Regions from separate parts of the Homo sapiens genome. Here region 1 is linked to region 2. A link is a contact called in ENCODE Hi-C or POLR2A ChIA-PET data. All regions are on one chromosome and are shown on one strand. The core of a region is the stretch at or near the end of the contact, and the rest is flanking DNA. Distances in the headings are between cores, read along the strand shown.

What was found. Hi-C counts contacts between places; a loop is a spot of excess contacts on that map. ChIA-PET counts read pairs that join two places held with the same protein, here RNA polymerase II (POLR2A). Pooled maps may share reads with other maps.
Region 1: a pooled map shows a loop between it and region 2 (3-fold over the local background). The contact joins the enhancer-like site here to the promoter of CTTN in region 2. A Hi-C loop is called at or near these places in 12 of 37 single-sample maps with no recorded cell type and 5 of 50 pooled maps. POLR2A ChIA-PET finds 5 or more read pairs at or near these places in 1 of 52 experiments (PC-9).

The regions. Positions count from the first base shown.
Region 1 is chr11:70,481,028-70,487,022 of GRCh38, forward strand. It overlaps SHANK2 (SH3 and multiple ankyrin repeat domains 2), which reads right to left. Exons shown (of 26, transcript NM_012309.5): 25 at 4,287-5,995. Among named protein-coding and RNA genes, the nearest start is that of CTTN, 85 kb to the left of the region's middle. Within about 2 kb of position 1,269, at least 13 of the 41 ENCODE cell types and tissues checked have a DNase peak (open chromatin) inside an H3K27ac peak, as active enhancers do; they include PC-9, where a contact is called at or near this core.
Region 2 is chr11:70,395,531-70,401,386 of GRCh38, forward strand. CTTN (cortactin) reads left to right here and starts at 2,999. Exons shown (of 18, transcript NM_005231.4): 1 at 2,999-3,084. CTTN-DT (CTTN divergent transcript) reads right to left here and starts at 2,932. Exons shown (of 3, transcript NR_186321.1): 1 at 2,568-2,932. RefSeq lists silencers at 1,329-1,517, 2,615-2,664, 2,765-3,274, 3,856-3,925 and enhancers at 2,295-2,364, 5,213-5,507.

The sequences.
Region 1 (5,995 bases), core at 19-2,518, 84 kb after region 2:
ACTCTTCCTTCCCCAAACCAGTTTCCTTCACTTTGATCCAGTTTGAGATCAAAGATGAGACTACCTCCTGGAATAATCAGGCCAGGTGGTCCTGGAACACTTTTCTTAGAACTGACGCCTCCATTCTTGGCAGGGTGTTTTCAGATCACCCTGGGAGATGCCTCTAATATGATGTACTTTTTTCTCTTTTAACATTATGTACTAAAGAGAACTACTTCATCATCTTCCTTTCGTCGGCGTATTTGTAATTAAGACGCCTGCAAATTCCATGTCATCCTTGATTTCAGGGAAGAGCTTTGAGCATCAGAGACTCATTCACGGCTAAAGTTAAATCAAACATACCCAAGGAAAACAAGGATCTAGTTGTTTAATCTTCAGCTGCTTCCTTTGATCCCATCCTGGATTCTTGCAAGAAGTGAAAAGAAAGGAAGAATCCAAGGATGAGAGGAACTTTAAAAGGGTCAAGTTCAGCTGAGGTTTCTGCCCATTTCATGAATGAACATTTGAGGAACAGCTCTAAAAATTGTCCCTTTCTTGGGCAGTCAAAACTTGTTTCTATGGAAATGGGATTTTTACACCACTGCTTATCTGTCATTTCAAAAAGCATGGCTGGTTTTCAATTTTCCCTAGAAAAACTCATTTCTTTTTCCTCGGTAGGAATTCCCTTCATCCAATTTCGTGCCTCATTTTGCCCAGGGCCATTCACAGCTCTTAATTTTTAGATGCATTTAAAGGTGGTGGTGAGTCGCCCAGGCGGTGAACTCAGGTGAGAGTTCTTAAGGCTCCCTCTGATCCTCAGATGATCAAATGCCCAGGGCCCATCAGTGAAGACCACGCCCAGCAAAGGAGACATGCTGAGAGATAGGTCTGTGGCTGAGAGGAGACAGCCCTCACGGCAAGGGGGACAGCTCTGGTGCCCTGGCAACTCCGTCCTGGACCCCCCCCCAGTGGTGGTTCTGACTGCCCCCCACTTGTCCTTGTCAGTGTGTCCCGTGGCCGTGGCGCACCTCCATGGGGGCTTTGTCCCAAGTGCTCAGCCTGGTGAGGTTATTAGATCCGAGAAGCAAGGGCGAGGGAGAGGATTGAGCCTAGTTTAGTGCCTACAGTGAATGCTCTTCATCTTTGTCCTCTGGCCTCAGGCCATCCTGTTTCTAGTCCAACTCTGAGTGTAAAGTGTAACCCTTGGCCGGGAGCAAGAAGGGAACAGACATGGCCTCTGGGAGCTTGGCAGTGCCAGTGAACCCCTAGTGACTAAGCCTGCTGTTATCGGCCGCAGGGTGACCTCCTAGTGACTAAGCCTGCTATTAGCCTCTTGCTGACCAAAGAGCTTGGCCTAAGGACAGTCAGAGGCCTGAGAGCAGCCCCGCCCGCGGCAGTCTCAGCCTTGCAGGTGTTCGGTTTGCCAGTTGGTCATTCCTTCCAAGGCAGTCCCTGGCTCCCACAAGGTGAGGAGTCAAACCCTGAGCCAGCTCCATGGGTTGGAGGTCTAGTTCCGCGTCTTCCTGTGAAGTAGCCTCGGCTCAGTAGCTTCACCGCCCTGCCTTCTGCTTCCTTGTTCACACAGTGGGAAAAATTACAGGCCCTGGCTCAGGGGTGCCGTGGAATGTAGTGCCTGGCGTTTGGTGAATGCTTTGTGTCATAGGTGTGGGCTCCTGTTCTTACTGTAAGAGAGCCGGGCTATAAATAACAGGACAGCTGGGAGGCGGCCGTTCTTGGCACTCACGCGTGGGTCGGCGGTGGTATGCAGCTGCTCTCCTTCAGAGTACAGCAGGATTCTGCCCTATGAAGTCTGCTTTGAGCCAGCCCCCTCTCAGGGTCCCCCTGGAGAAATGCAGGGCAGAGAAACCCTAGAGACGCTGCAAGTTGGGGTCCCACTCCCCTGTGGGCACCCCAGGAGCTGGCCCAGCCTGAAGACGAGTAGAGGGGATGAGCTGTCCAGCTGCCACTCAGGGAGAGGTCTCCATGGACGGGGTCCCTGGACTCCCCGAGTGGAGTGCTCAGGGGAGCACAGCTTGGTGCAGGATGCCCTGCTGACCTGAACAGTGGATTCCTTCCTCCAGCCCTAGAGCCATTCCCTTCCAGCTCCTTCCTTACTGCAGACATTGCTTACAAGGGGAAGTGAGAGTCAGGAAACCCCAGCCTGTGTCCCAGCTCTGCCTCCTGCTGGCTGTGTATGTGGACAAGCCACTTATCCTCTGAAAAATGGGTGTGACTCATACCTGCTCCCCAGTTGTCATAAAAATTACCCACCCATGAGAAAGTGTTTTGTAAAAATGTGAAACACTAAGATAAGGCCTCTTTAATTATTGCTTCCACATAGAGTAATGACGGAAGAGCCACATTAGTATGTAATGGGGAAGGGTTAAACTAGTCAGTTTTTCAGATTTTTGGCCCAGTGCAGTGACTCATGCCTGCAATCCCAGCACTTTGGGAGGCTGAGGTGAGTGGTTCGTTTGAGCCCAGGAGTTCGAGACCAGCCTGGGACACATGGTGAGACCTCATCTCTACCAAAAAAAAAAAAAAAAAAAAAAAAAATAGCTGGGTGTGGTGGCATGCGTCTATTGTCCTAGCTACTCAGGAGGCTAGGTGAGGTGTGAGGATTGCTTAAGCCCAGGAGGTCTAGGCTGCAAGGCTGCAATGAGCCGTGATCACGTCACAGCACTCCAGCCTGAGCGGCAAAGCAACACCCTTTCTCAAAATTCCTGGAGGCTGTTGAGTGTACTTGTAGGTGTATACGTACATAATTCTTAGACTTTCTCCTTGACTGGAGGCACTGTCTGAATGTCTGCAGTGTAACTGTGCTTCTCTATACCAATGCCAGCCTATCGATACTCCTTTAGAGTAATAGATGACATCCAAGTCATTTATTTACATCCACACTGAAAAATAACTGGGAAAATTGGGGCTCTCAGTCTGCATCTTGAGCCCCAGCTGTATGTGATGTCACTGATTAATGCACTGAGTGGCTTAAATCAAATGCCTGCCCAGCAGGGGTATGGAGAGAGGCTTCATTAGTCAAAATGATGAAACCCAAGATCAAATATCAGTGGGAGAGACTGAAGATGCTGCCACCTGGGGAACAGCAAAATGGTGCACACCACAGGGAAGGAGAACCAAGAACCATAAGCCATCACGGGAGCCAATGGGGCTCCCCAAAGCCACAGACTGCTGAGCCCTGATACGGTTTGGATCTGTGTTCCCACCCAAATCTCATATGTGAAATTGTAGTCTCCAGTGTTGGAGGAGGTGCCTGGTGGGAGGTGATCAGATCATGGTGGGGGAGTTCTCATGAACGGTTTAGCACCATCTTCCCTGGCTACTGTACATAGTGAGCTCTCATGAGATCAGGTTGTTTAAATAGACTGTGGTACCTCCCCCGACTCCCTCTTGCTCCCCCTTTGGTGATCACTGAAAGTTTCTTGAGGCTTCTCCAGAAGCCAAGCAGAAGCCAACATCATGCTTCCCATATAGCCTGCAGAACTCGAGCCAATTAAACCTCATTTTTTTATAAATTACCCAGTCTCAGCTATTTCTTTATAGCAGTGCAAGAATGATCAAATATAGGCTCCTTCCAGACAGCCTCAGATAGAGCCCTCTGGTTGCGTCTAGAAATGACTCCTGACTTATTCTACGTTCAGTTCCAATGGAAATAATGTAAACCCTGCACAATACTGTGAAGGGCTGACATGGACACAGCTAGAGGCTTCTGCCCCTGGGACAGGATGGGCTGGCAGGGAAGAATGTACTGCACTTAGAGTTCACCAGTACAGCCATGACCCTGTGCCTCCCAAGCCCGCAAACCTGGTAGTGATGGGAGGGGAAGAAGAACCCACACGTGTATTCAGACACCTGCACCCACCGCCCACCCACTCGCTGCCCTCTTGGGGCAGCTAGTCTCCTGCAACCAACTCGAAGCTTGGTTTGGGCTTTGGCGAGGCTCTAAACGGCCTTCTAGGTGGTCCTGGCAGAGATCTGGAGGGCACAGAAGAGAGAGTAGAGCTTCTCTTTGGAAGCCAAGGTGAGGAGGGCTTCCAGCAACCTCATTTCATTACAAGTCTTTATGAAGGAGTGCTGTGTCCCACCAGGATGGCTGTGATCATTACTCGGCTATCCCGGAGTCCAGGAGCATGAGAAAAAGAAGTGTTACTGCATTAACAGACGTGGCCCACACAGGCTTTACGAATTCCCCTCTTCGTGTCCGCTGGGGCTGCTACCCGAGGGCCTTTCCTGGTCAGCAGGGACAGTGCACGCAGAGCGGTGTGCATGTGCACCAACCGCGGACTTACCTTGGAGCGAGGCTGGCGGACTTGGCTCCCATTGGTGAATCCAGTCCTTCCCCCGGCTTTGCCAATTTCTCTCGGTTCATTTGCTGTAGGATAGAGTTCAATTCACTAATAACGTTTGCCTTTGGGCCTGAGAGAATCGGGCTTTTGATCTCTGTGACGTCGCCCCACAACTTGGAGGTCCTTGGCTGGAGAACCTTGGCCATCCCAGGCTGGGCACTGCCCGGCGGGGGCGGGGGAGCGGGCGGGGGGATAACAAAGCTATCTACATCTTCTTCCACGAGCGCGTCTTGATAAAGTGCATTGCTTTTGTGAATGATGGGCTTCATTTTTGGCTTAGGAGGTACTGGGGGTTTGTCAACCATAAATGCTTGCCCATCTGCATAGACTGTGCAGGTGTCCACATTCTCTCCACCTTCGGAAGACAGGGTGGAGATGCTAGACACGGTGGAGATAGTGCTGGTCGTCTCGAGGTGGTGGTCGCTGCTACTCCGGCTGTCCACCTCCTCGATCCCAGAGTCGGCGACGGCGTCAAAGCTTTCAGGGGGTGGCAGGAATGAGGCAGGCAGACAGTTTGAAAGACTGGCTGGCTTCTTGCTGTCTGCAGAGTTGGTTGGTTGGCTGGAGTTCAACGAAGGGGACTGAGGGGTGTCGCTTTTCTTCTGCTTCACTAAGTCTGAGAGAGCCGGGACAGAAGCTGCCCGGTCATCGGGGATATCAAAACTATTTGCAAATTCCAGGGGAGGAGGCAATGGCTCTGTAAAAATAAAATCCTCATCCAAGTCCACGGATGCCAGAGGGGGAGGAGGGATGCGGAATGGCAAAATCACCGCCTCTTCCATGGAGCCCACCGCGACGATGGTTCTGCCGGGCACGGTGGTGGGCTCGGGGGCAGCGGAGATCTGTAAAGCACCTTCGGTTTCGGAAACACCTTCTGGCACCTCGGACGGCGAGCTGTCTGGCTTCATCTCCACCTCTGCCTTCTCGTCCTCTTCCTGCAGGGCGTTGTCCAGCTTAGTGGCGTCCACGGTGTGCACCATCAGCAGGCCAGCCGACTTCTGCTGGGACGTGTCCATGATGTCGATCAGCATGTTCTTCTTGTCATCGCCTTTCCGGTCTCGGCCCAGGTCGGTCTCGTACTTGTTCTCCGTCTCCTGCCGCCTCAGGGGTCCCCGGGTGTTCTGCCTGGTGACCGTAGGGAAGCCGGCATCCAGGCTGGGCCGCATTTTGGTATCAATGTAAAGAGGTTTGTTGAGGTCGGCCTTGGGGGCCTCCCCTTTGGGTCCCTGTTGAGACTCCTTCATGGCTCGGTCCCTTGCGGAGAGTGCCAGGGCCAGCGGGGAGCTGGGATCAAGCAGCCGCCCTGTGAGTGGGTGGACATAATTCCCGGGGCCGGCTGTGCCGCTGCTCGCGGAGGGCACTGCTGGGCTGCTCTCGGGCCCCTGGGCTTTGGACGTGGAATTCAGCGGCCTCCCAGCCTCACCCGGAGCACTGGCCTCGGCGCCACCCACGAAATGGTTTTCGGGCTCCCTGGGCGTGGCACTCGGCATGGGGGATGACAGCTGCTCAGCGCTGTCCTCGTCAGCAAAATCCCCCTCCTCGGGGAACATGGAGGGCCGCGTCCTGGGGGCGGGTGGCCCCAGGCCCACATCCTCATCCCCCAGGTCTGTGGAGAGGAAGGCCGGGGAGTTCCTCCTGGCTTCCAGCCGCTT
Region 2 (5,856 bases), core at 1,749-4,248:
CCACGAACGCTGCCCTCCTGCTGAAAAGTCTGCAGTGAGCTTTGTCTTTCCTTCTCTGTAAAATTAGCCCAGCTAATTTTTGTACTTTAATTTTAGAGACGGGGTTTCACCATGTTGGCCAGGCTGGTCTTGAACTCCTGACCTCAGGTGATCCACCTGCCTTGGCCTCCCAAAGTGCTGGGATTACAGGCATGAGCCACCGCGCCTGGCTGCTATATTTTCTTTACATGTTTTCTTGAATAAAATACATTTTCTTCAACCTAAAAGTTCATTTTTCCAATTTTAATAGAAATAAGAACATTTCCGTGGGCGCCCAAAGATATGTCCACAGCCTAATCCTCAGCACCTATGACTATGACCTCTTATGGCAAAAGGTGTGACACAGTGAGGGACTTGAGAGGAGGGGTTTGTGCTGGATCAATACAGTCACAGGGCTCCCTCTGAGATGGACACCACCGGCTATGCCTGCTTTTTTGACTAGATGATTTCATACCTCTGTAGAGGCAGAAATTAACCTTTAAAAAACAGGCAGCAATGTGGCCTGGCAATGTGGTGGCTCACACATGTAATCCCAGTGCAGGAGGGTCACTTGAGCACAGGAGTTCGAGACCAGCATTAGCAACACAGCAGGACCCAGTATCTACAAAAATATTAAAAAATTAGAGGCCGGGCATGGTGGCTCACGCCTGTAATCCCAGCACTTTGGGAGGCCGAGGCGGGAGGATCACCTGAGGTCGGGAGTTCGAGACCAGCCTGACCAACATGGAGAAACCCTGTCTCTACTGAAAATACAAAATTAGCCAGGCAAAGTGACGCACGCCTGTAATCCCAGCTACTCGGGAGGCTGAGGCAGGAGAATTGCTTGAACCCGAGAGGCAGAGGTTGCAGTGAGCTGAGATGGCGCCATTGCACTCCAGCCTGGGCAACAAGAGGGGAACTCCATCTCAAAAAAAAAAAAATTAGCTGAGTGTGGTGGCACGTGCCTGTAGTTCCAGCTACAGCTACTTGGGAGGCTGAGGTGGGAGGATCACTTGAGCCCAGGAGATCGAGGCTGCAGTGAGCCTTGATTGCACCACTGCACTCCAGCCCCTGTCTCTAAAGATTAAACAAACAAACAAAAAAAAACAGTCAGCAATGTAAAAAAAAAAATTTTTTTTTTCAGAGATGGGGTCTATATTGCCCAGGCTGGTCTTGAACTCCTGGGCTCAAGCAATCCTCTGGCCTTGCCGCTCAAAGTGCTGGTATTACAAGCCTGGCCAACAATCCTTGTGCACAGAAAATGCAAATTAGCTGTGTCCAGTTAAATGCAATTGACCTTTGCACTAGAGATAGAGCAGTTTTTGCAAATTCATTTCAGCATTCGTCTTCCGTTTTTTTTTTTTTTGACACAGGGTTTCTGTTGCCCGTGCCGGAGCGGTCCTTTTGCCTCAGCCTCCAGAATAGCTGGGACCACAGGTAAACGTCACCATGCCTGGCTAATTTTTTTCTTAAAAAAAATTTTTTTTTTTTGGTAGAGACAGGGTCTTGCCATGCTGCCCAGGCTGGTCTCAAATTCCTGACCTCCAGCAATCCTCCTGCCTTGGCCTCCCAAAGTGTTGGGATTACAGGCGCGAGGCACTGCATCTGGCCAAATTCTTTAAACAATTTGTAACAACTTATGATGTATTCATTATCGAGTTAAATAAAATATTTGACGTGTTCATTTTATATGTGTATGAAGGTCATGATTTTACCTTTAAAAAAATGGTCAACACCTGACATTTCCTTCCGCCACCCGCACTTCCAATTCATCCTCACATCTGACAGTTTAGCTTTCTAAATGCCTCTTGCATCTATCCACTTCTCCCCATCTTACCTGCCACCAGCGGTCTGCCCGAATTGGCTACATTAGGCTCTACCTGGCCCTTCTCCCATCCATCTTCCACACAGCAGCCAGAGTGATCTCATTACAATTCAAACTTCATTATGTCTTATTTATTTATTTAGCGATGGCGGGCGGGGGCGAGGGTCTCACTATGCTGACCAGGCTGGTCTCGAACTCCTGGCCTTAGGCGATCCTCCCATGTCAGCCTCCCAAAGTGTTATGATTACAGGCGTGGGCCACTGCGCCTGGCCCAAACTTCATGATGTCTCTTATCAGCTTAACTTCCTCCGAGGACTTCCCGTGTCTCCCAGAATAAAGACCGAGGTCTTCGCTGTGCTCTATCGGCCTCTGCATGACCTGGCCCCTCTCACACCACAGCTCCGCTGCACCACTAGCCCTCTACCATGCTGAGCTGAGCCTCCTCCAGTTCCCCTGCTGCAAGACCGTTCCTGCCTTGGGACCTCTGTTGGCCCTGCTGTTGGAACCTGCTGTTGGCCTGCCTGGAAAATTCTTCCCTCCTTACCTTGTTTACTCTTATAGGGCCTTCACATCTTGGCTAACATGTGAATCGCCCAAAGAAACCTCTGGTCTCCCAGGGGTTCAGGTCCTACCGTCTCCCCAATACGATGTTATGAAACTCTCACTTCTTGGCATTTATCTCATTTCCCAGGTGAGTACCCATGTGGTTTAACGCTTGACTCACCTTCTAGGCTGCTATGTCCCTGTGGCCGGGGCTCGCGTCCCTGGCACGCATGTGGCCCTTTCTTGGAGGGGAGGTGCATGGTGAGCGGACGAGGACGGCTGAGGGCGCGCGCGGAGGGAGGATGGAGAGATGAAGAGGCTCCCCGCTCCCGGACTCAGGGCACGTGCGTCTCCTCGGCTGGCTTCCTTCCCCCGGCCCCGGGCAGCGCCGCGGATCCTGAGACCCCGCCGCGGGCTGTGTGCTGCTCAGCGCCCATCCTCTGCGCGCGCAACGCTACTTCCGGGCGAGCTCTGCAGACTCGCCACAGGCCGGGCTAGCGCTTAGCCAGCTGCGGGCGGACCCCCGGGACTCTTGCGGGCCAAGACGCGGGAGGAGGCGGGGCAGGGGGCGGGGTCGCGCGGGGACCCGGATGCGGCCCCGCCCCCGCCCTCGGAACCGGAAGTAGAGCCTGGTGCCTGGGAGCGGCTGGCGCGGCGGAATCCAGGGCCGACCCGGGCCGGACCGACCCCAGGCGGCGGTGAGCGAGCGCGGCGTCCGCCCGGGGTGCAGGCCGGGCTCTGCTTCTTCCCTCCTGTGGCGTCGCCTGGCCGCGAAAGGGGAAGGAAGCGGCGGCCGCAGCGGTCTCACCGCTCTTCCGCTTGCGGTTTCGGGGGCCGGGGCAGAGTGGCGAGGCTTTCCCGGCCTGGGGCGGGGCAGGGCGAGGGCCGGGGGTCCGCGAGGGCCACGAGGACGGGTCTGGGCCCAAGGAGGCCGGGCAGGGGGCAAGGGGGCACGGAGGGCTTGGGGCTGGGGTCCGCGGAGGAAGGTTAGAAAGGGGCCAAATTGGGGTATCAGCTCTGAGGGGAGGGTCCCTGGGCGCCGGGGGGCTCCAGGGCAGGAGAGGGGCCAGGCTGGGAGGGGTCTTGGGTCCGAGGGAATAGGAGAGGGGGATGGGCTCCGAGGGGGAGGGTATTAGGGCCCGAGGGAGAGGGGCTGGGCCTGTGGGGTTCGGGGGTCTGAGCGGAGGGGGCCGGGGTTCGAGGGGCCAAGGAAGGTGGGTGTGGGGGGTCTCAAGGAAAGGGCGAGGGGTCTGAGAGGGAGGTGTCTGGGTGCAGAGGGAAAGGGATGAGGTCCGAGGGGAGGAGATTGGGGTCTGACGGGAAGGGGTCCAGGCGCAGAGCTACTGGGATGGGGTCCGAGGGAAGGGAATTGGGGTTCGAGGGGAAGGGGTCGGGGCTCGGAGGAAAGGTATAGGGTCCGAGGGGAGGGGATTGGGGCTCCAGGGGAAGGGATCCAGGCGCAGGGAAAAGGGATGGGGTCCGCGGGGTCAAGGCGGTTGGGGTGCGCGACTTTGAGGGGCTCGCTGTGGGACGTGGCGGAGCAGCTGGGGATCCGCCCGGCCTGCACCTGAGCGGAGGTTTTGCAATCAGGTCAGTGGAGGCAGCGAGGCGCGGCTGCAGCTAGTCGTGAGGCTCTAAATTTGGAACCGTCCCTCCTTCGGGGTGTGTTTAAAATCACCAGAACGGTGCTTTGGGGCTTTCTGTTACGTTTCCATCACCTGGATAGTCTAAGGGATGCCTGATCCCTGAAGCTGGAAGGCCTTGGGTGAGAAGGGACAGGGCTTCCTCCCGCTGGAATCTGTGGACGTTTGGGGCCCCTTGGGGAGGAATTCATTTTCTGCTGAAGGAAGCTCCGGAGGCATCCGGTGAGCGCTCCCTGGAATCCCATGCGCTCCCTTTGGGCTCAGTGTTGACTTGGCTGCGCAGGCTCTGTCGGGGGGACTTCACCCACTAGGTCCTTCAGGCATGATCCAGCCCTCAAGCCCGGCCGGGCCCAAGGCCGTGGCGCAGGAGGGGCTGGCCGCCTGCCCCTGTCTCCATTCACGTGTTTGACCGTGTGGGTGAGTCACTGGCTCCAGAGCACTGAGTCAGTCCTGTTTCTCCTCTGGTTAGAGAAGTATTCGCCAGATACTCAAGGAACAAGGAAGAGTCTTTTAAGTGGGACTCAATAAAAAGTTGGGGAGGCAGGGTTGTTTTGATATTAGGTCCCCTAGAACTAGAAGCTAACCTTCTGCTATATCTTACTGAAAAGAAATTTCTTTTGACCTGGGGCAGGGGTGCGGTGGCTCACACCTGTAATCCCTGCACTTTGGGAGGTCAAGGTGAGAGGATCGTTTGAGGCCAGGAGTTCCAGACTAGCCTGGGCAACACAGGGAGACCTTGTGTCTACAAAAAAAGAAATTCGCTGGGCATGTTGGCTTGCACCTGTTGTCCTAGCTACTTGGGGCGCTGAGGCAGAGGATCTCAAGCCCAGGAGTTGGAGGCTGCATTGAGCTCGATCGCACCACTGTACTCCAGCCTGGGTGACAGAGCGAGACCCTGTCACCCAGGCTGGAGTGCAGAGGCTCTTCACAGGTGCCATCTAGCACACTGCAACCTTGAACTGCTGGCCTTAAGCGATCCTCCCACCTCAGCCTCCCAAGTAGCTGGGACTGCAGGCCCAGCTAAAGCTGACTTTTAATTGTAGCATTTTGATGGACTTGTTTTTAAAACACTTTTAAAATGACAGCACACATAATCGGCAATTCAGATCTTCAGTCTGTGCCACGCAGTAGGTGCTCAGAAAAGGTGTCCTGAGAGTGTGAATTGCTGTGAGCGCTGGTTGCTGCCTTGTGTTGCAGTATTCCCATGGCCTGGGCCAGCCAAGAGCAGGGGACTGTGCTCCAGGAGCAGGCTTGGCTTTCACTGTGGCCCAGGCCCACCCCATCTGCTCACGCACTGCTTTGAGTAAACGGAGTAAATGTTGGGGGCGGGGTTTCCCTTGAGTAAGTGTGGTGTAGGGAGTGTGCCTGTGATGGTGATTTTGGCTACGCAAGTGTCTGTTTCCTTTCTCCTCCTGCTCTGCCATAGATGCTGAGGCTAATGGAAAGCTGATGGTGGACGGATGGTTCTGTCCTGTCATTTAAAACATTCTTCTGCCAGGCTCGGTGGCTCACACCTGTAATCTCAGCACTTTGGGAGGCTAAGGGCAGGTGGATTGCTTGAGCCCAGGAGTTTCGAGATCAGCCTAGGCAACATGGGGAAACCCCATCTCTGTTAAAAATAGAAAAATTGGCCGGGTATGGTGGCTCACACCTGTAATCCCAGCACTTTGGGAGGCTGAGGTGGGCAGATCACGAGGTCAGGAGATTGACACCATCCTGGCTAACACAGTGAAACACCGTCTCTACTAAAAAAAAAAATACAAAAAATTAGCCGGGCGTGGTGGTATATGCCTGTAGTCCCAGCCACTCAGGAGGCTGAGGCACCAG